Regions from separate parts of the Homo sapiens genome. Here regions 1 and 3 are each linked to region 2. The links are chromatin loops, found by intact Hi-C in ENCODE. Cell type or tissue: GM12878. All regions are shown on one strand. Links, peaks and the distances in the headings refer to the core of each region. The heading gives the core; the rest is flanking DNA.

What was found. Hi-C counts contacts between places; a loop is a spot of excess contacts. Peaks named below come from ENCODE experiments on the same cell type or tissue, not always from the same donor. Only the 100,000 strongest peaks of a DNase experiment are listed, where the experiment ranks them.
Region 1: a loop joins it to region 2, with 2.7 times the contacts of the local background. A loop is called at or near these places in 1 of 110 quality-filtered maps.
Region 3: a loop joins it to region 2, with 2.6 times the contacts of the local background. A loop is called at or near these places in 1 of 110 quality-filtered maps.

The regions. Positions count from the first base shown.
Region 1 is chr14:39,872,921-39,880,617 of GRCh38, forward strand. No RefSeq gene overlaps it. Among named protein-coding and RNA genes, the nearest start is that of FBXO33, 440 kb to the left of the region's middle. In GM12878, for the core only: no CTCF peak of the experiment used is centred there; a DNase peak (open chromatin) is centred at 4,288.
Region 2 is chr14:39,758,678-39,766,374 of GRCh38, forward strand. All of the region lies in intron 5 of LOC105370461 (a long non-coding RNA gene), which reads left to right. Among named protein-coding and RNA genes, the nearest start is that of FBXO33, 330 kb to the left of the region's middle. In GM12878, for the core only: no CTCF peak of the experiment used is centred there; DNase peaks (open chromatin) are centred at 4,354 and 4,814; H3K4me3 peaks cover 791 bases; H3K27ac peaks cover 447 bases.
Region 3 is chr14:39,577,526-39,585,222 of GRCh38, forward strand. The region is part of intron 2 of LOC105370461 (a long non-coding RNA gene); the gene reads left to right. Among named protein-coding and RNA genes, the nearest start is that of FBXO33, 150 kb to the left of the region's middle. In GM12878, for the core only: no CTCF peak of the experiment used is centred there; a DNase peak (open chromatin) is centred at 4,751.

The DNA.
Region 1 (7,697 bases), core at 2,381-6,380, 110 kb after region 2:
TGACTTTTTTATGGTTTTATTGAGACATAACCCTATCATAAGTCCAGGAACACCTGTACACACTTTCCATTCTGCCATCTTTTGTGGTGGCATTGACCTCAGGCAAGCTTCACTCTTGACCTCACGATAGCTGCAGTTTTTGCAGGAATTAGAGGCAGACATAACAGCCAGGGAGAAGAAATCACCTATATATGTTTCACTCTTAGGAATGGAGGCCCCTTTACCTCAAGTCTCCTAGCAGGTCTTCCCTTACCCCTATGGGCTAGAATAACATCTCATGGCAGTACACAATCACTAATCACTGGCCAGGAGAAAGAGACTACAATTTTTATGTTAGATCATTAAGAACCTTATTACATGGCTTTATGGTAGAGGATGAATACCTGAATAAAGTCAGAGCTTTGCTTAAAAAGAAGGGTGAGAAAGTATATTGTTTAATGAATCAACAGTGCTGGCCACAAATAAAATTTCTGTGAAAAAAAGAAAATGTGTGAAAAGCTTTTCACACTGCACCTGGCACAGTTGAAGCACTCAAATAAAAACTTGCAATATTTCTAGCAGAATCCCTTGGGAAACCTTGTAGAATACATATAACTCAGACTTCATCCCAGTCCTACTGAAACAAAATATTTAGACGCAGTGCCTAGTCATTCATATTTTAAAAACTTCCTCAAGAGATTCTCAATATATCCCTGGTTAAGAATCAACAAAGAGGAATGACTGTAGCATTTTAAGTAAGATGGAATAGTGTTCCCAGTGGGGCAGTTCCTTAGAGCAGAGTGAGAGATCTATTTATTAAATATGGCATTATATTGTAGTGGGCTGATGACAAAGGGAAACTAGAAAAAGTGCCTCTATTATATCTTAAGAATGGGAGTTTCAGAGATATTTGACCTGAGTTGTTTTATCAAGGGGACCTTCTACCTAGGTGAAGTTTCCTATTGCTTCTTTTTGGTAGGTCATGAGTTAATGTTAAATTGTTGGCAAGTCAAAGACTAAGCAGTAAAAGCTATCTGTCCTCATAAAGAGCTGTTGAAACCTGAGGAAATAAAGGCTTGAATTGCCCTAGGGCAAGGCTGGTTGCCGCTACTCTGTCAAAGGTGAATTGGTTTTTCTAGTTCTTCTTAGTCACTCAGCTCAGTGGTTTTTAACTTAACTGCCACCTTTTTAATTGGCTAACATTATTGTTCAGGGTTTCACCTGAAGGTCTAGTGCAGGGGACTGGTATGGGGGCATAACAACACCAACTGGAAAAAATCCATTTAACCTGTTTGCTTTTGGCATGGATAACCCTGTGCTTCCTGCTGATCAGGAATAAATAAGTAAAAGTCAAAGTCATGATAAAATTTCTCACATATTTAGTGAAAAACACAATAGAAGAAAATTGATACAATGAAAAAGGCAATCAGATAAAAGAATACCATGTTTGAAGATAACATGCCCATGTAGAGAGCAGAAGTGTTTGTTTACACAGGGGTTTTGGAGTATTCAGGGCATACATCAGGTTTTCGGTTAGTGGCTGGTGAGTTAAAAGCTAATAGGAAATGAAGAAACAGAAAGCCTAAGCCTTTCTAAGAAGACAAATAAGGAGATTCTTTGAGAAAGGTATTGTTTTGTTTTGTTTTAAAGATGTGAAATACTTAAGGATGTTTAAAGGCTCCTGACAAGGATTTATTAGAGGTACAGGTGGCAGATAGAGGATATCACAGGAATTATTTATAGTATATATTCTTGCTCTGGTGTGAATGTTTGTTGCCCACAAATTCATATGTGGAAATGTTAACCCCAAAGGTGATGGTATTTAAAAAGGGGCCTTTTCCAGACGATTATGTTGCAAAAGTGAATCCTCTTGAATGAGATTGTGCCCTTAACTCCTTTGCTCAAAAGAGACCCCCGTGAGACCTCTTCTCAGCCCTTCCACCTGGTAAGGAACACAGTTCCAAAGTGCCATCTATGAGCCAGAATGCAGGTTCTCACAAGACACCAAATCTGATGGTGCCCTGATCTTGAACTCCTCAATCTCCAGAATGATGAGAAAGAAATTTCTGTTATTTATAAGCCACCCAGTCTATGGTATTTTGTTATAGTAGCCTGAATGGACTAAAATAGTTCTGAGAAAAGTTGGAGGAGCAAGGATGTACAGTATGTTGGGAGGGATGTGTCTTAGCTAGGAGAGCAGAACCTTTGTTCTCAAATCACTATGTACGAATGCTCTTAAGATATTCTTTTTGGCTTTCAGCTTGCACGTTATTGGTATATAGAAATGCTACTGATTTTTGTACACTGATTTTGTATCCTGAAACTTACTGAAGTCATTTATTAGTTTCAGGAGTGTTTTGGCTGCCAGCATCTTTAGAGTTTTCTAGGTATAGTAGGTTAAGAGAGATAGTTTAACTTTGACTTTTCTTATTTGAATGCCTTTCATTTCTTTCTTCTACCTGATTGCTCTAAGACTTGCAGATGTTCTGTTTAATGATGGGAAGCTGAGAGAGTTTATATGACAGTGTATATTTTCTCTGTGAGGAAGCGTGAGAGATCATTTGCTGAGACTAAAGAGATCATTTGCTGCTGAGATTAAAGTGAGAGGTAGGAAAACTTGAGATTTGATGGCACTGAGGATGATGGGAAAAATGATACCTAAAGAGATGTATGTAGTCAGATTTAAAGACAGTGTTGAGTGCTCAGGTGAGTTGGTGACCACAAATTAATAGTGACTTCATTTTACTCCACAATCTGTTTCGTGGTTTCCTCCAGCAGTATTGAGGGCAGGCAAGCATGAGATGCCAGTCTGAATTCATATGGTTTTGGATTTTTACTAGATATGTTTGGGAAAAGAATAAAAGGTCGAGAGAGTTGAGGGTATTGAAAATGATGAAATACAAACAGGATAAGGAAAGGAATAAAAAATAGGAGTAGGCAGAATGACAGGAAGAAAGAGAAAGTGCAAATGTGATTCAAGGGGAAAGGTAGCTAAGGAAAGAGAGAAATATAGAAAACTTCAGAGAAATTCTTGAATCCATAATTTTGCAGATGATAGCCAGATTCATGGTAGACTTATGGGAATGAGAGGTACAACACCTCTCATTGTGCCTGTCAAGAAACCAAGCAGTCATGGTGTTGTGCCTTAAAGTCTCTGAGGATAATATCAGAATTGGCATGGAAGGAGGATAGCTGGAGAGAACCTAACTGGAAACTTTTCGGTAAATGAGGGGAAAAGCCCAGGGCATGAGTAGAAGACAGCAATAAGGAGGGCTATAGCATGTTATAGTAAACAACAACAACAAAAAGACTTAGAGTAACAGGAATTTTAATAAAAGGTAGGAGTGTTAATAGTCTAGAAGAGGAAACAAGGAACATGGATGATGCTGAATCTCTGCTGGACCCCAAGGTGCAGGGATGTGTGGGACCAATGGCCTCTCCTCGATGGCACTATAGGGACAGTACTTCACAGAGAGCTAGGTTCCAGTGCAAATGAGGACGTGGAATGTTCTTCTTTTCTCCCCCTCTATGTGCTGTCTCTGGGACGTCACTTACACTCCCATTGTAGCAGGACGAACCTCAGACAAAACCTCTCAGACACCAAGCTGTAGAAGGAAGGGCTTTATTCAGCTGGGAGCATTGGCAAGCTACTGCCTTAAAATCCGAGCTCCCCGAGTGCACAATATCTGTCCCTTTTAAGGGCTCACAACACTAAATATTTCACATGAAAGGGTCATGATTGATTTGAGCAAGCAGGGGGTACGTGACAGGGGCTGCATGCACTGGTGGTCAGAGAGAAACAGAACAGGGCAGGGAGTTTCACAATGTTCTTCTATACAATGTCTGGAATCTATGAATAACATCGGTTTCTAAGTTAAGAGTTGATTTTTAACTACTGGGTTTAGGCCAGGCAGGCCCAGGCCTGGTTTCGGGCCTGGCGCCGGGCTGCCTGTCTTTGGTTTTACTTCCTCGTTGTTTTTTCTTAAAACAGGTACTGAGTATAAAACAATATAAAATAATATGAGAGGGTCTTTCTCTTCCTTCACCATGGTTTCTATTATAATGTAAATGATGACTTTATCAGTCCCTCCTCTCTCACTGGTCAAAGGTTCAATCCATGTGCTACTGAATCCCCCCACTTCAGGTGGTACACATGTGGTCACCGAGTGAGTTCTGAGGGATGAGCAGGGCAGCCCCAGGGTGGGAGGTGAGAGACATGCAAGGTTTAAAGTTGTGACTGTATGAAGTTGGTCAGAACCCACCAAGAGCTGGTTAATATTGTGGCAGCTGAAACAAGAGCAGGGTGAGGCTGAGAGCATCTGAAATGATGCAGAAGAGGGTCTAACATGTTGGGTAACCTCTACTTACCTCACAGAGATCAGTTCAAATATCAGTTTCTCCAGGAAGTCATCCCTGATGCTACAATGAGATCCCTCCAGTATACACTCATGGTCTCCTACACTTTCCTGTTGTAAAAGTCATCATATTTTGCTGTTGTAACTTGTAGCGTAGGTGATTTGTCTTTCCCATGAAATGTGTCAATTCTGAGGGCAGGTTTATGGTCATCTATCACCATGAGGTTTGCCCTACCTTTGCCCTACAATGCTTCATACAGCTCTGCCTGATATAATGTAGGTTCTCAATAAATATGTGTAGCATGAATGGATGAAATTTTGAATTAGTAAAACATAAAATCATGTGTTATTCTTCCAGAGCAAACCACTTTAGCAGAGGTACTTTCAGAATATAAACTGATTACTAAAGGTTAGTTTGCCTTGTTAAGGCTTTCACGGGCTGTCAGGCTGTAACCTGAAATAATGACTCGGGTGGAACATGCATTCTGACCAGTGAGGCTCTGCATCCCTTAGGTTCACTTGTTTTGCAAATTAGATTTGTCAGGTTGGAAGTTCAAATGAAAGCTCTTTTTTTTACTGCTGCTCTTTGGCACATTCTAATGAGAGCCATAGCTCCTGAGTTGTTGCTTCAGCATTCACATCTAATAGGAAAGAAATTGAAAGCTAAAAGGAAACCTTGAGGCTCCAGAACAGCAGGTCCGTCAGGCAGCATGCTTAGCTCCATTCTTAAACTGTGTCTTCAATGAGAAAGGCTCTGACTACTGCATTGTGCCCAGCAAGAAAAGCTGGGTAAAGGAGATGTCACAAAGGGAAGCAGCACCAGCGTTCATTCTGAACCCTTTCTGTGCCATCTTCAGTCAACTTATGTCATAGGGAAGTCATGCTGCTTGCTAATGATGTTCCCACCTGGGGACCCCATTGTTGAGTGATGTCCTTGATGCCAACTCACACATTCCAGCTAATTCCAACCCTATTACATATTCAGTATTTTTCTTGGAACCAATTAAGCTAATGGGAGAAACAAAATAGAACTCTCTTTTCCCAAGAAATCATTCAACCAGAATTTTTAAGACAAAGAACTGGAAACTGGGTATACTATCAAGAGCCCTAAAATACATATAGAGTGATTCAAATCTGAAATTGCATGAAGTGATTCTCTTATCCTGGAGAGGACTGATGTATGAAGAAGCCACTTGTTTAGATTGGTAGCCTTCATTTGTCCACCAAGAGTATCGATTTCTTTTTATTATTTAAATATTTTGAACCCTAAACCAACAAAAACAAATTTTAAAAATTCAAAGTAATAAAGAAAAGTTACGAATACTAACATGACAGAAAACTGGAAGATTGCAAATTGGGAGTCGCTTACTGCCTTATGGATGAAAAGAGAAGAAACAAAAGTAATCATAGAAAGTGCAGACTACTGGACTTGAAATAAAGAGAGTTTTGTAAACAAATGCTATGTTATTAAGTGAGAAAAGCTTTTTACTGGATCAACAGGACTGTGAAATCTAACTACAAAATACTGAACAGACATGTCTTCCCAGACACTGCCATTTAACAGATGCTCAGTAAGTATTATTGACCGGCATATTGGCCTGATGATCTTGTTTATGAAAAATAGCCTGTAAAGGAAATTCCCAGGTAATAAATTTCAGTTGCTAACAAGTCTTTTATCTTGAATAGTCTTTATAAGATCTTAATCAAGACAGCATTGATAGTGAGCTTCCTGTTCAAGATGTTCTCCCTGACTATAAATAAGAGTGTTAAAAGATAAGAAGTACCCATTTTAAAATTGGTTGTCACACTCAAAAATCTCACCCTTGAGAGTTTTAAGGGAAAAATCCCTTTTATTCTTCACATGAAAAAAATATAATGTATTTTTAAAACTAGGATACTTATTACACAGCAAAGGTTTGGGATTCAGAGGCAGGTCATTGGCTTACAGCCTCAGAACTGAGTGTAAAGGAGAACTCTGGCATTCTCCACCTATGAAGATTTGAGGAGTTTACAACATGTTACATGTTGAGCTACAGTTTTCTTCTCTATGCAAGAGATACAATGCTAAATTCATTGCAAATATATTATCCCATGTAAAGTACCTATTCTGGCCTCTGTTTAGCACATAGTTAGTATTTAATAATAACAATGTTTAACTGTTAATGGTTGCGATTGGTGATTATCATTTCTTGATGGGAAAAAAAGTGTCAAAATATTCTCTCCTCTGTCATTAACTCTATGTGGCATTTGCTAATTATAATGCTCTTATTTCCTTTGCACTAAGCAGGTGGCAGGCATGGTTCTGTGTGCTTCATGCACATGATCTAATGCGATCTTCACAGCACCCTCATGATTTTACCACTCTGCACATTGCTTTGTGGATGAGAGAGCTGAGGCTTAGAGAGGTAGTAAGACTTGCCCAAGGTCACAGGGCAAGTACATAGCAGAACTTAGTTTGAATCCAGAGAATTATTTGCCTAGGATCTCATATTTGCTTTTTCTGAAGTTTTTTGTTTTTTTTTTTTAAACTTCAGTGTATGTGAGAGCCATTTGAAAAACCTGATTCAAATGTGGATTCCTGGGCTGTTACTTGGAAATCCTGTTTTGCTAGGTCTAGATCTGGGGTCTAATGCATTTTTAACAAGTTCCCTTGGTAGAGGTAATGTAAAAGCTGAGTTAGAGTATGAAAATACTTATGTCTAATTATCTGTTCATTCACTTATTAATTCATTTAGTACTATGGAGGTTCTACTAAAAGGTATGCATATGAAGTGCAAAAGTTAGAATACCCCTGGTGTTTATATTCTATCTTGGTGTCTTTGGGCCTGTAATCTCCACAAAGAGAGAAAAAAGTTACCTTAAGCCAGCAATATTCTATTAGGACCCAGAGCACTATAGTAATAGTTGTAGCCACCTGATTCATGTTTTCTTGTTCTACATCTGAAGGATTTTTTAAAAACATGAAAACAACCAGAAGCTATGTTAAAAACTTTACAAACTGGATTCCAATGACTCACATCCAATTTTTTCTTCTCAAGATTCCATTCAGAGAATAGTTTGTTACGTTGAGAATAATTTAACTCAGACCACTCATTCAGGTCTGGTTCAGAGAATGGGCTGCTGTATTCAGATCTTGATCTCCTTCCTTACATTGTTCAAAGGCTGCAGTTTCACAGTTCTTTTTTACATCTGTCTGTGGAGGGATACTGTGTTTACTAGGGATTGCCTTTAAATAACAGTGACCATGATTCCTTGCATTCTTAGGATCCTGCTACCAAATGTTGCTTTAGGAGTGGCCTCTCTTCCTCTCCCTGCCTCTGCTTCTGAGCTGAGTACCTCAAGTATTGTACTGGGTAACCTACC
Region 2 (7,697 bases), core at 2,491-6,490:
ATTGCGTGGCAGTTGCCTGTGTTATTCAGTACAGTAACGTGCTGTATAGCCTTGTAGCCTAGAAACAATAGTCTATACCATATATCCTAGGGGTGCAGTAGGTGTATACCATCTAGGGGTATACATTCTGTGATACTTGCACAACAACAACATTGCCTAAGGACTCATTTCTCAGAAGGTATCCTCATCATTTAAGGGATGCATGACCATACTAAAATAAAAAGTATGCTAAAAAGAGCAGATACATCAAAATACAACTTTCCTTAAAGAAAGATTCTTAGATCTGGGCTTCCAAGGAACACACGGGAAAATGCTGACCTCCTCACACATTGATATGTATTGTTCAAGACATATATATTTTTATTGAAGTAAGATCAGATGAAATGATATTCTAGCAAAAACATTAATGGATACTTTTTCAATTAATGTCCAAATTTATCATTATTTATACATTAAAGATGATGCAGCACTGAATGATAAATTATGAAGGAAACATTTAATGCACATTTGAAAAGTAAAGAAATTAGATGCATCTTAATTATATAAGTACTAAAGATCAAACAGATTTTTTTTTTAGTTTTGAGCAACAAAAATAGAAACTTTCAGTAACCTTATAAGAAATGTATAAGTAGCATCTTCAGCAAACAGCAATGTTGTGGATTTACTCATGGTAATTAAATCATTTTTTATATTTCAGGTTTCCATTTATCATTGAAATGTAAGAGTTAATTTGCACAGATACAAATTTATAAAATATAATCCCCTTTCCCAGTTCTCTGATATGTGTTTTACCGTGTCAGAGACATTTTTGATGACAGTGTATGCCTGGATCTTGGTGTAGATACTTTTCTCTTACACTAATTAAATAATTAAATCACTTGTTCCAGAAAGTTAAAATGCCAAATGTCTAGGTTCTCTGCTTCCACAGACTTCTGACTCTGACAGCCAACAATTACTCTAAGTGTTTGACATTCAGAAATTGGAGAGAATAGGTCAGGACTGTGGTAAGTGGGTTTGCATTTTAAATAGCCGTGATTGAAAAGAGAGGAAAGAGATGTGTCCAGTGGCAATTTCTGTTAGTAATTTTTTGTGGTTCTCTTAAGACTTTGTTTTTTCAAGAGAAGATGAAAACTAGACTGGTTGTTCTTACCCCAACTTTATTTTTTAATAGTAATCTCTCTGGAAAATTATAGGAATCTGAAAGTATAACAATTCCAAAGTTAGATATCATATTTATAATATAGTCAAATGAGATCATTGTAGTTATTACCATGATGCACACTTTCAAGGGAGTTAGAATCATTGAATATAGCACTACATTTTTTTGGTGACAACAGCTTTTGAATGTCCCTGCTTAAATTACTTTTTATATAGCAAACTTATACTTCGAAGATTCTTTTCAATAAAAATGTAATATTTTTATTAATCCTTTTCACTTGGGTTTACACAGGAAGGATTGCTTAGAAAATTTAAATTATTAATTCAATCACAATTAGCCAATGCTCTTAATTTTTTCCTTCAGTAGAAATGTTTGCCTTATATTTTGAAGAATGTATTTGCTTGCGTTTCATTACTTTTATTTTCTCTTCCATACCTGCTGTGGAAAATGCAAATAATGCCAATAAAATTAGCAAAGAGGAGAGAAGAAAGGAGGAGTAGCAGCAGTGACAGCAGCAAGAGATTAGGTGTAATTAGCAAATTTAATAATTCGTATCTAAATAACCAAGTCACAGGTCAAATCTCATACCAGCTCCTCCATGGGAAATTACATTTTTGTTGTTGTACTGAAATTTTATGGTAATAAATATTATAAAAGATAGGGGAGTGTCAATCCTTTGTCATTGACTTCCTGAGCCAGCAGCAGGTAACTGATGGAGTCTGAGCCTGTGTGTTGACAACCTCATGGAGCCCACATGAAAATGGTTGTGTAGTGATTAACAAGTAAAATCCATGATTTTATGCCATTAGGGGATGCGTAATAGTTGCTACCATTATGGGGTATTACGACAACGTGCAGTGGAGTAGAGGTTCTAGGGCCTGTAGGATGAATACCATTTGGGTCTCACCAAGAATCTGGTGGAGATTCTTACTGATTTCTTAGTGCATTTGAAACTTGGTATCCGAACTCTAGTGTCATTTATGTTTACATATGTGTTTGTAACTCAGTTAAAATCATTGTTATATGAATTAAGAATGTATAACTCTTTTAAAGAGTATGTTCAGTTGTTTGCAAGCAAGCATGTTTGTCATTTTCATAAAGTCCCTTGGTAAAGAAACCCCATAAACATTGTTATTTATTTATGAATAACTTATGTCGACCCTATTGCAATATTACAATCAAAATTCTGGTGTGAGGAGTGGGAAAAATCAGTGAAGTAAATTTCCTTTAAAACTCTCTTTCTGAGATTTCCCTTCTATCTGAATGGTTTGTTGCATCACTTTAGTTTATTTAGTAATCTCAAAGACACTTACAGTCTCATGCCTGTAATCCCAGCACTTTGAGAGGCCAAGGCTGGCAGATCACGAGGTCTGGAGTTCGAGACCAGCCTGGCCAACATAGCAAAACCCTGCCTGTAATCCAAGCTGCTTGGGAGGCTGAGACAGGAGGGTCACTTGAACTTGGGAGGTGGAGGTTACATTGAGCCGAGATCGTACCACTGCACTCCAGCCTGGGCAACACAGGGAGACTCCATCTCAAACAAATGAACAAACAAACAAACAAACAAAACACAGGGCTTCAAGATTCTGAATCTGTATAAACAACCTTTAGGATAAATCCTTTGTGATTAATTCTTTAAAGCTGTATTATAAGTTTTTACATGTTAAACTTTTTTCTTAGTCATTTGATTTACATTATATGTTGACAATCTGTCAGGCTAATATATAGCATTAACTGACTCATTATTTCATTGATAGAAATGTGTTAATAGGATGTTACAGTCACACTTATCTACATTGGAATTAGCCTTTCAATATGTTTTTGCAGAAATTGTTGCAATGTGTTTAAAAATGAGATAGACGCCGGACACGGTTGCTCGGGCAGATCACGACGTCAAGAGATCAAGACCATCCTGGCCAACATGGTGAAACCCCGTCTCTACTAAAAACACAAAAATTAGCTGGGAGTGGTGGCGCACGCCTGTAGTCCCAGCTACTCAGAAGGCTGAGGCAGGAGAATCACTTGAACCTGGGAGGCGGAGGTTGCAGTGAGCCGAGATTGCGCCACTGCACTCCAACCTGGCAACAGGGTAAGACTGTCTCAAAAAAAAAAAAAAAAAAAAAGAGATAGTCATTAAACTCTTTAATGCAAAACGAACAATTGTGAGAACTATAGAGACTGTTTACAGACTCAAAGCTGTAACAGTTAAATTATTTGTTGTTAAATCACCTGTAGTTAATTACAATATGTTGATGTGTACCTGATCTAAAAGGAAGATTATTTTGGGTTGTCAGGTTAAACACAGACATTGTCGAGCAAAGATAAGACAGTCAAATTACCTTTTATTCCTCAGAAGTGTCATTGAATTCAGTTAACACCTTATCAAGTGCTAATAAGACCTTTCTTTGAAGATGTGAATGATTAAGCCCTAATCCTTGTTCAGTGATTTTTGAATCTTAGAAGTTCCGAATCAAGTTAATTTCTAAATTATACAATTTGAATATACTAACATTTTAATTTAACATTTTGTATGTTATTTAATTTGTGCTCTTAAATTTAGTTTGAATCCAACTTCCCCTTTTTTCTTTACTCAGAAAAATAATTTTGTCTTTGATTTATGCAATAATAATGAATGGATTCAGCTTACTCATTTCAAATTATTTCTGCAGAATATTGAAAGTTAGGGAAATGCCTCCCCCCACTCTTTTAAGTAGCTTTAGAAATTGCAGTTCTGTTCGACACTAAATACAGTGAATAGTTTGTGTTCCACAGCTTCAGGATAGAGAACACAGATTTCCCAAACATTCAGCAAATTACGAAACAATTGAGAAGTGGGGAAATCCAGGGTTACAGCAGATAGTCTTTCAAATGGGAGATGTTGGAGTGTTGATTTCTGTTCTGATGGGCTGTGAGTAGTGGTAGTGGTGGCAGTGGCAACAGTGACTGTTCTACATCTAACGGGAGGGAAGGTGGTACTTCACCACTGATGTGCCACAGAAGCTTACTCATTTTCCTCTTTTGTGGGCATGCTCTTGGTTCCACATCATACACTGGGGATACATCAGCAAAATGTGGTTAATTGCAGTGTAGCAGGACGAGCCGTAGACAAAACCCCTCAGACACCGAGATAGTGAAGGGAGTGGCTTTAATGAGCTGGAAGCATCGGCAGACTAGCGTCTTAAAATCCAAGCTTGTCAGGTGCACAGTTTCTGTCCCTTTTAAGGGCTCACAACGCTAAGGGTTTCACGTGAAAGGGTCGTGATTGATTGAGCAAGCCAGGGGGTACGTGACAGGGGCTGCATGCACCGGTGGTCAGAGTGAAACAGAACAGACCAGGAAGTTTCACAATGTCTTTCCATACAATGTCTGGAATCTATAGATAACATCGGTTGCTAGGTCAGGGGTCGAATTTTAACCACCAGGCTTAGGTCAGGCAGGCCCAGGCCTGGTTTCAGGTCTGGTTCCTAGGCGCCGGGCTACCTGCCTTTAGTTTCACTTCTCTTTCCTTTTCTGGGTATAAAACAATATAAAGCAATATGAGAGGGTCTGTCTCTCTTCTCTCAGCAGCAGATAAAGGACAACTGTGAAGATTGGGAACCTGAAATTAGACCTTCCCACAATGTTTGAAAATGTTCCTGGGAAACAGACCTTTGAGTCTTGGAAGGAAGGATCTATACACTCTGCGGTGATAGACAGGTGGTACATGGATAGCAGTGGGCAAACCCTGAGCAGATGACACTCAGAAATTTAGGTAGATCATGTGGTTTTTATCATCTATGTATAGGTAGTCAGAGCTCTATACTGGTGTCCAGACCCTGGCTAAGAATCTAGCAAAGGCAAAGCAAGGTTCCAGGCTCATGTGGGTGCCAGGATAGCCTCTTAGGGAGTAGAGCACAGGGATTAGTAAGAATATCCAGTTACATACCTGGGGTCAAGAAGAGCCCAGAGAATTTGGAAATTTGGCATGGTTAATAAAACTAAGGAGAAGAATCAGAGAAGGAGTAAGTGTGATGGTTGAAACTAGAGAACTAGGTATTAATATGGAGTGTAATTCGTGTGTTAGAACAAGCTTGCCATGACTGGGGAGAGCTGATAACATTTTAAAGACATTTGTGAGCTCATTGATGGAGAACTTGAAATTGATCATGGTGGGATTATTTACACCATGGGATCACAAATGTCACATATCAGGCCTTCCCCTTCTCTCTCACCTCCAGAACTGGCTGTTAAACATTTATCAGCACCCCACAGGTGTAGCGTAGAGAACATAGCTTTGAGGTTGGCTAGAACTAGGATAGAATTCTGCTTCTCGGAGTCGTGACAACTTATAAAACCTCCTTAAATTTTCTAGTTTCTTATGTAAAAAATTTGGAGTATAATGAAAATTAAATTACCTATAATGATATACAATGCACCCAGCCCATTACAAGTTCTTATAGTATTTTTGAATCCTTCTTTTTCCACTCTCCTTATACAACTGGTCCTAGAGTCTGAGGGAGAAGGAGTTGTAATGGAGGTGAAGATTCTACAAGAGAAGAGCCAGAATTCAGGCACCAGGAAGGAATTTTTGTTTTAGGGAAGGTACATCCCAAATAGTTACACCAAAGTTCTTTCTGGGGGAAATTAAGAAAAAAATGTTGAGAGTGGAAGCCCCTATATGGCATCACAGTACCTCTGAAGGGGCAAGAATTGCCCTTCAGAGGGGCAATTTTAGACAGCTGTGCTGAGTAGGGATAACAAGCCCAAGCCTGGGGAGTGAGCAACCCATGGGTACTAGATATCAGGGCGATCAAGAGCCTGGAGTCTCCTAGCCAGAAGTGCACTTGGTCTTGGTCAAGACAACCCCTCTACTAGTCCCATGATCTTAGGCAGTATAAAAGTGGTTAGAGCTTATAAGACCCACTGTCCCAGATTTGGTAGAAGGGAAATCAGAACAATTCTCACACACATAATGTCAGGGCAAACACATGGTCTGGATAGAGCGTCTCACATTAGGCAAAATCAAAATATAACTGTAGGAAACAACTGAAACCAAACACACAAAAACCTATGCACACATACCAAGGGGAAAAGAGGGAAGAAGCCCGATATACAAAGTGAGAGTGAACCCAGTATAAAAGAAAACATTATCCAGAAAGCATATATTTTTAAAATTTACTCTGTAGAGAAACTTACTGAAAACATAAATTTGTTAAAACAAGACTCAAAGATGAGATGATTTAAGAGAAGAGTGGGATAAAAATGGGGATGACTGGAATAAGAAAACAAATTGAGAACCAAAACAACACCCTTACTATCTAATAAACAGCTTAGAAGCTGCAAGGAATGAGAAAAAACTTAAAATTGAACTTAAGAGGTAGAGTAAAGGTTTGAAATAATCGCAGTGAGTGCAGAAGATGACTAAAGGAAAAAAGGAGTTACAAACATTTCTCAAAAATGAGTTCCTATATTTGATTTCATGTTTGTCCTTTCAAAGAGGAGGCCAATTCTACAGTCACAAAATTATTTCTGTTGGCTTTCACAGCCTTGAATAAAATGGAAAAGATTAAAGTGTGGCTCTTAACAGAAGCGACTCCTAACTGCCAATGGCTTCTAGAAATGTCTTTTTCAACGCACTGATGAAATTGTTTTATAAATCTCTCTGGCCTTATAAAGGAAAGTAGTAATTGTGGGATAAGTACAGCCTGAAAAATTTATTATACTCCTCAAATTTTGGTTAACAGTGGGTAACAGGATGGGGAATGAGACTTCTCCTGTTTTGGAATTTTTGCTAAAACTTCAAAACAAAACTAATGAATGCTTTCATATTCTGCAGAGAGCCATCACTGAGCTGTGGGATCCCTCTGATATGGTTTGGCTATGCCTTCACCCAAATCTCATCTTGAATTGTAGTACTTATAATCCCCATGTGTCATGGGAGGGATCTGGTGGGAGGTAATTGAACCATGGGGGCAGGTTTTTCCTGTGCTGTTCTCATGATAGTACATAAGTCTCATGAGACCTGATGGTTTTATAAGGGCAGTTCCCCTGCACATGGTCTCTTGCCTGCTGCCATGTAAGACGTGCCCCAGCCATGTGGAACTGTGAGTACATTAAATCTCCTTTTCTTTATAAATTACCCAGTCTTGGGTATTTATTCATTGTAGTATGAAAATGGACGAATACACCTTCCCTTTGTATTCTATCTGTATGATAGCATAAACAAAAATCAATTTTAAAGGTATAAAAAATTAAAAACAAAACAAATTAAATGAAAAGAGATAGTCAAATTAAACCTGCTAGTCTGATCGTTACTCCCAGTGGGTATAAGAAAAAGTTAAGGAATTCGAGGATGTTCACTGTGGCTTTGAGTTATGGTTTTACCCCCTCATAGTCCTCCCCTCATAAAGCAAGGAAATGGGGTCTAAGAGAATCCCTCATAGGAACTGGCATGCTTGGAAGAGGATGATATTGGTATCTCAAGCCTGTATTAGATGTCTGTTCCCATAGCAGCCTTGCCAACCTGCTCCACAATGATGTAAGCAAACTTTGTGGGGCA
Region 3 (7,697 bases), core at 2,381-6,380, 180 kb before region 2:
TATTGTTTGCAAGTATAAGCCTGACTAATGGAGAGTTTCAGGTGGTAGGTGTTGCACCCCGCCCCCCCACCAAAAAAATGATAAATACCTCCTCTGCTAAAATATACATGTAGAGATTGGGAGTGTTGGTCTTCACTCAGTATTTGTAAAAAAAATGGATTAACAGACCTAGAGAATGTGCACAACCGTTGGTTGTGACAGCAAAATATTCTACTGTACTAGTCAACCTGTGAGTTTCAAGCCTCAAATGCTATATGACACATTGGATGCATAATTAAGCTGCAGCATTGCATTAATATCAATAACTAGCATTTGTTGAGTGCTCACCAGACAGTGCTATATAGGTTATTTTATAAGTTATTTTATGTAATCCTCAAAATAAACCTTTGAAGTATTTACTAGTGGCATCTCTATTTTATAGAAGAGGAAATTAAGGTTTAGACCAGTTTAAGTACTTTCCCATGGTCAATCTGTTTGGTAGGCAGGAATGGGATATGGACCTATATCTATCTGACCCTAGATTTCTCATTATGCCATTAAACAACACTGGCTCTTACTGTTATTGAATGTAGATTTAACTGGTCTGCTCAGTATTGCAGAGAATTTGATGAGGAAATTATGATGGAGGATGCATACTTAACAAAGAAAATCTCCTGGATGGATCTTTCCTATACAGGAATTGTGAAAATCTTCCCTGAGACAGGTAAGTTATGCTGATTGTGTTTGAAAACCTTGCCACTCAAAGCATGTTCCAGGGACCAGCAGCACTGGCATCAGCTGGCAGTTTGTTAGAAATGGCTTTGCGTATGAGAGAATGAAATAGGAATAGCAAATAAAGAATATCGAGAAGCCTTCTGGATGGAGTCTTGGATCTTGTTGTATAGGAGATTTTTTTTTTAGTGTCCTAATGAAAATTTTTGTATGTCTAGGCAAGATTGCAGAGTAGACTAGATGTATAATTTAATGTTATTTTCTAATTTATTTTTCTTCTCTCCTTTTAATTGCAGTATAAATGTACAGTATCATATATGTATACCCATATAAGCAAAAGACACTAATAGAACAAGAGTAGCAGGACCTACTTATGAGCTCAGGTCTCCTTATTATCTCGTGAGCATTTACTAATACCTTTATTCTTACAAAGCTTGATATTCTAAGTAGTATTAAAGGGTCTGTAAGACACATGGTACCTAAGAGATAATTCACATCATAGCTATCACTGACTTAGACCAATATCTCATCTTCTTTGTTTCATCTTTGTCATGACTCTGGGTATAGACTTTCCTTGAAAACGTCACCTAAATTCTCATTTCAGGAGGCACCTGCCTGTCACAGATACCAGTCAGGGAAAAAGAACACATAAGGATTTCCTGCTGGAACCCGAAAGCTTTTTCTGCAGTCCAGGTGGTTCTGATAGCCCTTACCAGATGTCTGTCCAGAGCCATTAAGTCTTGGCATGCTTGCTCTTGGGAAAATATTAAGCCATCTCACCCATGAGCAAGTGCTGAATGAATGGAAAGTTTCCAGCTGTGTGCCCAGAAAAAAATGTTTAATGAAGACAACTGATGTCTTTGAATGGTTTATTTTCTCAATTGTTTTTGAGGCTACAGCTTACATATCAATACTTCCGAGGGACTAAGTATACAAGAAAGACACTTAAAATGAAACCCTTAGTATATATTAGGACAATGTCCTCATTTTTATGTTCTCATTTACTTTACTATTGAAATTTTTAGAATGATTTATCAAGATTCTTTTATTATTATTTATTATTTTCCTCTGCCTAAATAAATGGGGGTAAAATCTAAAACCATTTACTTATGAGTAAATATGATTGAGGAGGTTTCTATATGCTTATATTTTAAAACAGAACAAAAAAACAAAAAATACCTACAAAGTTGGTGTTGAACTTAATTGAACCATGCTGCACTGACCCTTCTCACTTCTGACTCCTGTTTGCCCTTGGCTTCCTCTGTCACCTCTCCCTTCTTCATGTCCCATGCTCAGACTTTCGGAACCAGGTTTCCCTACCATGTTATGTTGTTTCATAGCTCTTCCTCTCACTTCTTTCTCTGTGTAAAATGCATCTCTTCCCTGTTTACATTTGGAATGCCTTCTCATTTTCAAAGGTGCATCTGGTTTCTCTACTGAATAGAACCTTTCCCAATTTCCCAATAGAGAACTTAACTACCCCTCACTTGGTGCCTACCCTGTACCCCAAATCCCCGATAAAACAATCTTTACATGGATGTTGAGTAAATAGTGACAAAGTGAAACAATGAAAGGAACCAATAAGATTCCTTAACTCTTTAACTAATGATGTATTAATAGGACCAGAAAATTACAGGAAAGAATCATTTTTTTCTTTTGCTTATATTTATGCCCTATTTGTCTATTATGCGGAAAACATTATGGTTCGGAGCCCATGGCTTATTCATGTTTGTACATCCAATGTTCTCTCCGGTGCTAATTTTGATCATCTGCTCAAAATAATGATTTTGAGCAGATGATCAAATAATGATTTCATTGAAAAACATCACTTCATTGGCTTGGTACTTTTATCGTGACCTTAGATTTCTTGTATATACTACCTTTATATGTTATCTGAGGAGATTTGTTTTTATATAAAGGTTCTTAATAAATTTTCTTCAAATGTCAGGATCAAGAGCATAGGCATATTTGCTCTGGAATGTTTATCCTATTCTTCACTGATGATCAATTTAGAGTGTGTCTGTTCAGGCAAGAATAAACAGAGCAAATGATCTCTTTTTCCCATATGAGCTCTTGAATTTCACTTTTCCCTAGAATGAAAAGTGCTTCTTGCCAATAGAGGATTTTTTATACTGTCATTTAAAAAATGGATTTTCTTTTATCAAACCAATAACCTTTATATGTGCATTGTTTTCTCCTACATGGAGCCTTGAGATCAGCTTTCACAGATTCTGTTTTGTGGTGAGTGCTGTCAGTGTAGAAGGATGTCATTTGTCATGCCTTAGAGACTGTGTAGCACCCCTTCTTTCTTTTGCTAAATAAGAAAAATAAGCTGCTCTCTGCCCAAGCAAGACAAATGTACTTGGGATACCTATTCTTTCCTGTGATTTCTCTGGACTTGCATCACTGGTTTAAGATTTAAGGCATCTTCTTGGTTCTTTACTTTTCATTGTTTCACAGCTCTTTGCTACTGTTTACTCAATATCCATGTAAAGATTGTTTAATGGACACTTTGAAAACTTCACAATTGTAAAGCAGTCCAGGTTTGTTGTTTGTGGTGTCATTCTATCTTTCTTTTCTCTGTTGTTTTCCTCCCTTCTGACCCTTGATCAACTAATGAGTGTCCTTACACCCTGACTACTCAGTTCTCCCCACAACTCTGCCTATCCTAGTGTGCTAGTCTCTCAATGACAAAGTCATTCTTCTTTCTCCTCCAACTAAAACGCTCACTAGTTGATTGTCAAGCAGAAAATCTCTCTGATTAACTCCCTCCCTCCAAGTAACTACTGATTGTTAATGGCCCAATATCTTATTCTTCTAGGATGAAAATGAACATTGTGAAATAGGTGACAACTTTATGTGACAAATGCATTTACCAAGGACATAACTCTATGATTGTGGTATTTCACACATCATGAGGTGGAACACTGGGGTTGTTTCTAGAAGGGATGTGTAAGCTACTGCCTATTCCCATTTGTTTAAGGATTTTTCAGTCTTAGAATTGTTCATTTCTATTCTTCTTCCATGGAGGAATCTAAATGCTGTTATGTCACGGTAACTAACTGCATTGTGCTTCATATATTATCATGTAGATTACAGGGCAAGTTATTTTGTTTTCTAAAACATTACTGGTAGAACATAAAGAACAGTAGCAATAAGACTATTAACTTCTTAATTGTTCCTGGATACCATTATTATACATTCAAATTTTGGTGAAGCCTCTGATCAGAGTATTTAAAGGTGTGTGTATTTAAAAACTTGTGACATAGATCATATATTAAAAATAGTCTGCTTCAGATTATTCTCTGGGAACAAAACAATGGAGTAGATGGAAGGAGCTTAGTCATCAAAGCATTTCTTACATAATAGATATGACAATGGTAAAAATAGATGAAAATTGAAGGAAAAGAGATGAAGCGTAGAGAATAGTTTTAAGGAAACTATACAAACAGACAGCAGATGTCACTGTTGCTTTTTCATTATCATTAATCTTTTTTTGGGTTTTGTTCCTAGTTAATGACATTTTTCATTTTATTTGAGAACTCTAATAGGTTAATCAAGTTCACGTATGCTGAACTTCTGTTTTGAATGTTATGTTTATTAAGGTTATGCCTATAAACTTTGCATATATAATTATAAAGAAGATACTTTGTATGCTGAGGACCATTAATTTAATATTATAAATTGACAAAATAATTTTTATAATAAACATCATCTGATTCAGAATAGTTTCCTAATAAAATAAAGTGTTAATCATCTTGAAGAACAGCTGGTCTTGATCTTCTTTTAAATGACCAGTCATATCATTTGTTCTCTTTATTGTGAATACTGAAATACATATCACCAAATCTTCTCTGTGATGATGATCTAAGAGATTTTTTTTACCATGTGAACACAACCAGCCAGTTTTATGTAGAACCTGAGAAACACGTTCCACATCAACTTCCAAAACACTATTCACCCCCCCCGTTTCATTTTCTCTCCTTGATCAGTTCAACTCTAGCTTTCAATTACAGTGTTTCCTCTTCAAGCTGCTGTGTAGGATGCACAAACCTCAATTTCTCATCTTCCTATCTAATCATTTACCAGATCCTGTTGATTCTAACTTCTGTGTTTTTATTTCTTTTCTCTTCTTCTTTTCTTTTCTCAAAGACAGGGTCTCTCTCTCTGTCACCCAGGCTGGTGTGCAGTACCTTTGTAAAGGCACTACAACAGTGTGCATTTCTAAAATCAACTTCCTTTTTATCACAAACTTTAAACTTCATAGTACACAGCTAAGTATGTGACACACATGCACACATTTCTGTAGGAAGAATAACTTGGACAGTTTTTCAGTTTCAGTGGGGCTCCATTATTTCATGAGAATGAAATGAGGCAACCTTGGTTTTAATGTGGAAAAAAATTCAGCAAGAACTAGTAATAATACAATGAGAGTTTCTAAAGATTTCTTTTTCATAAAATCTAATTCTATTGTCATTTTTAATTCAAAAGACTACAACTTTACTGTTATATTCTTAAACATAGTAAGCCTGTTTTTTTTTTTAAATCTATAAAATAAGGAACTTGGGTAAAATGTTCCTAATGTGCTTTTCATAGATAAAATTCTATTATTCAATAGGAAGTACTGAAAGGCGTACTTAGGATTGCTTATTTCTCTTACAAAAACCTCATCAGTATATGTTCTATGCTTCTATAAAAATGTATTACAGATGATTACTTTTAGAACTAAAATGAAAATATATATTAAGCACTTACTGGGGAATTAGGATTTTTATAATCATAGGACAGTAGTGAAAATTACTTGAAATCTGTTATAACTGAAAAACAATTCAAGGAATTTAATGACATTAATCTTTACATTTGAAGATAAGCCTGTGACTGTGTATATGTTGTAACTGTTACAATAAATGATAAAAACTAGCTTCTATTTTGGATTTTGTTATCTTGATTGCTTACTGAAAATATTAATGGAAGTAATGACACAGGAGTCAGGGAGAGGAAGGAGATGGGCTGTCCAAACATGTTTTCTGTTATCCATGTGTGAGCACTGCCTATGAACACTAAGGCAGGGGTCCCCAACCCCTGGGACCAGTACTGGTCTGTGACCTGCTAGGAACTGGGCCGTATAGCAGGAGGTGAGCAGTGGATGAGCAAGGGAGCATTACTGCCTGAGCTCTGCCTCCTGTCAGATCAGCAGCGTTCAATTCTCATAGGAGGGCTACCCTGTTGTGAACTGCACGTGCAAGGGATCTAGGTTGCACACTCCTTATGAAACTCTAATGCCTGATGATCTGAGGTGGAACAGTTTTATCCTGAAATCATCCCTCCAGCTTTGCCCCACATCCCCACTGTCCATGGAAAAATTGTCTTCCACGAAAATGGTTCCTGGTGCCAAAAAGGTTGGGGACCACTGCTCTAAGGAATATATTTAGAATTGCTGGAATAAATAATTTTTATCACTGGTGAATTGGCATATGGTTTTCTGTGTTTGATTTATATATTATTTAACTAAGTAAGTGTTCTGAAGAGGAATTTAGAAAAAGAGTATTTTATTCACTAGTAGGAACTTTAGTGCTCAGAGACATGTTTCTGCAGCCTGTCCCAGCATGTTATTTTTTGAACACATTGCATCTTCAGTATAGATGTGGTTTGAAACTTGGACTTCACTTTTAATTCACGTCATCTTGGTTAGGAAATTCAACTTCTCATTAGTGAAAATTTCTTATAAAAGCGAGAATAATGCTACCTATATTTTTTGGGATTGTTGTGAAGATTACACTTGATAAATTTAAACACCAATATATGTGTAAGGTGTACCATAAATTATTGATATATATATCATTGTAACCACTAATAGCAAATGTTTCTCAATGGCCTAGTAAGTAAAAGGTGTTTTGTTGATTCTGGGATTATAAAAAGATAGAATTTGTGGTCTTCATAGTTAGAAGCAGTATTTAAATAACGAACTTACTATTTGTAACAGTAGTTATTTACTTGCAATCTTTAAAAATTGTTATTTATTTATTTATTTATTTATTTATTATTATACTTTAAGTTTTAGGGTACATGTGCACAATGTGCAGGTTAGTTACATATGTATACATGCGCCATACTGGTGCACTGCACCCACTAACTCGTCATCTAGCATTAGGTATATCTCCCAATGCTATCCCTCCCCCCTCACCTCAAGCCACAACAGTCCCCAGAGTGTGATGTTCCCCTTCCTGTGTCCATGTGTTCTCATTGTTCAGTTCCCACTTATGAGTGAGAATATGCTGTGTTTGGTTTTTTGTTCTTGCAATAGTTTACTGAGAATGATGTTTTCCAATTTCATCCATGTCCCTACAAAGGACATGAACTCATCATTTTTTATGGCTGCATAGTATTCCATGGTGTATATGTGCCACATTTTCTTAATCCAGTCTATCATTGTTGGACATTTGGGTTTGTTCCAAGTCTTTGCTATTGTGAATAGTGCCGCAATAAACATACATGTACATGTGTCTTTATAGCAGCGTGATTTATAGTCCTTTGGGTATATCCCCAGTAATGGGATGGCTGGGTCAAATGGTATTTCTAGTTCTAGATCCCTGAGGAATCGCCACACTGACTTCCACAATGGTTGAACTAGTTTACAGTCCCACCAACAGTGTAAAAGTGTTCCTATTTCTCCACATCCTCTCCAGCACCTGTTGTTTCCTGACTTTTTAATGATTGCCATTCTAACTGGTGTGAGATGGTATCTCATTGTGGTTTTGATTTGCATTTCTCTGATGGCCAGTGATGGTGAGCATTTTTTCATGTTTTTTGGCTACATAAATGTCTTCTTTTGAGAAGTGTCTGTTCATGTCCTTTGCCCACTTTTTGATGGGGTTGTTTTTTTCTTGTAAATTTGTTTGAGTTCATTGTAGATTCTGGATATTAGCCCTTTGTCAGATGAGTAGGTTGCAAAAATTTTCTCCCATTTTGTAGGTTGCCTGTTCACT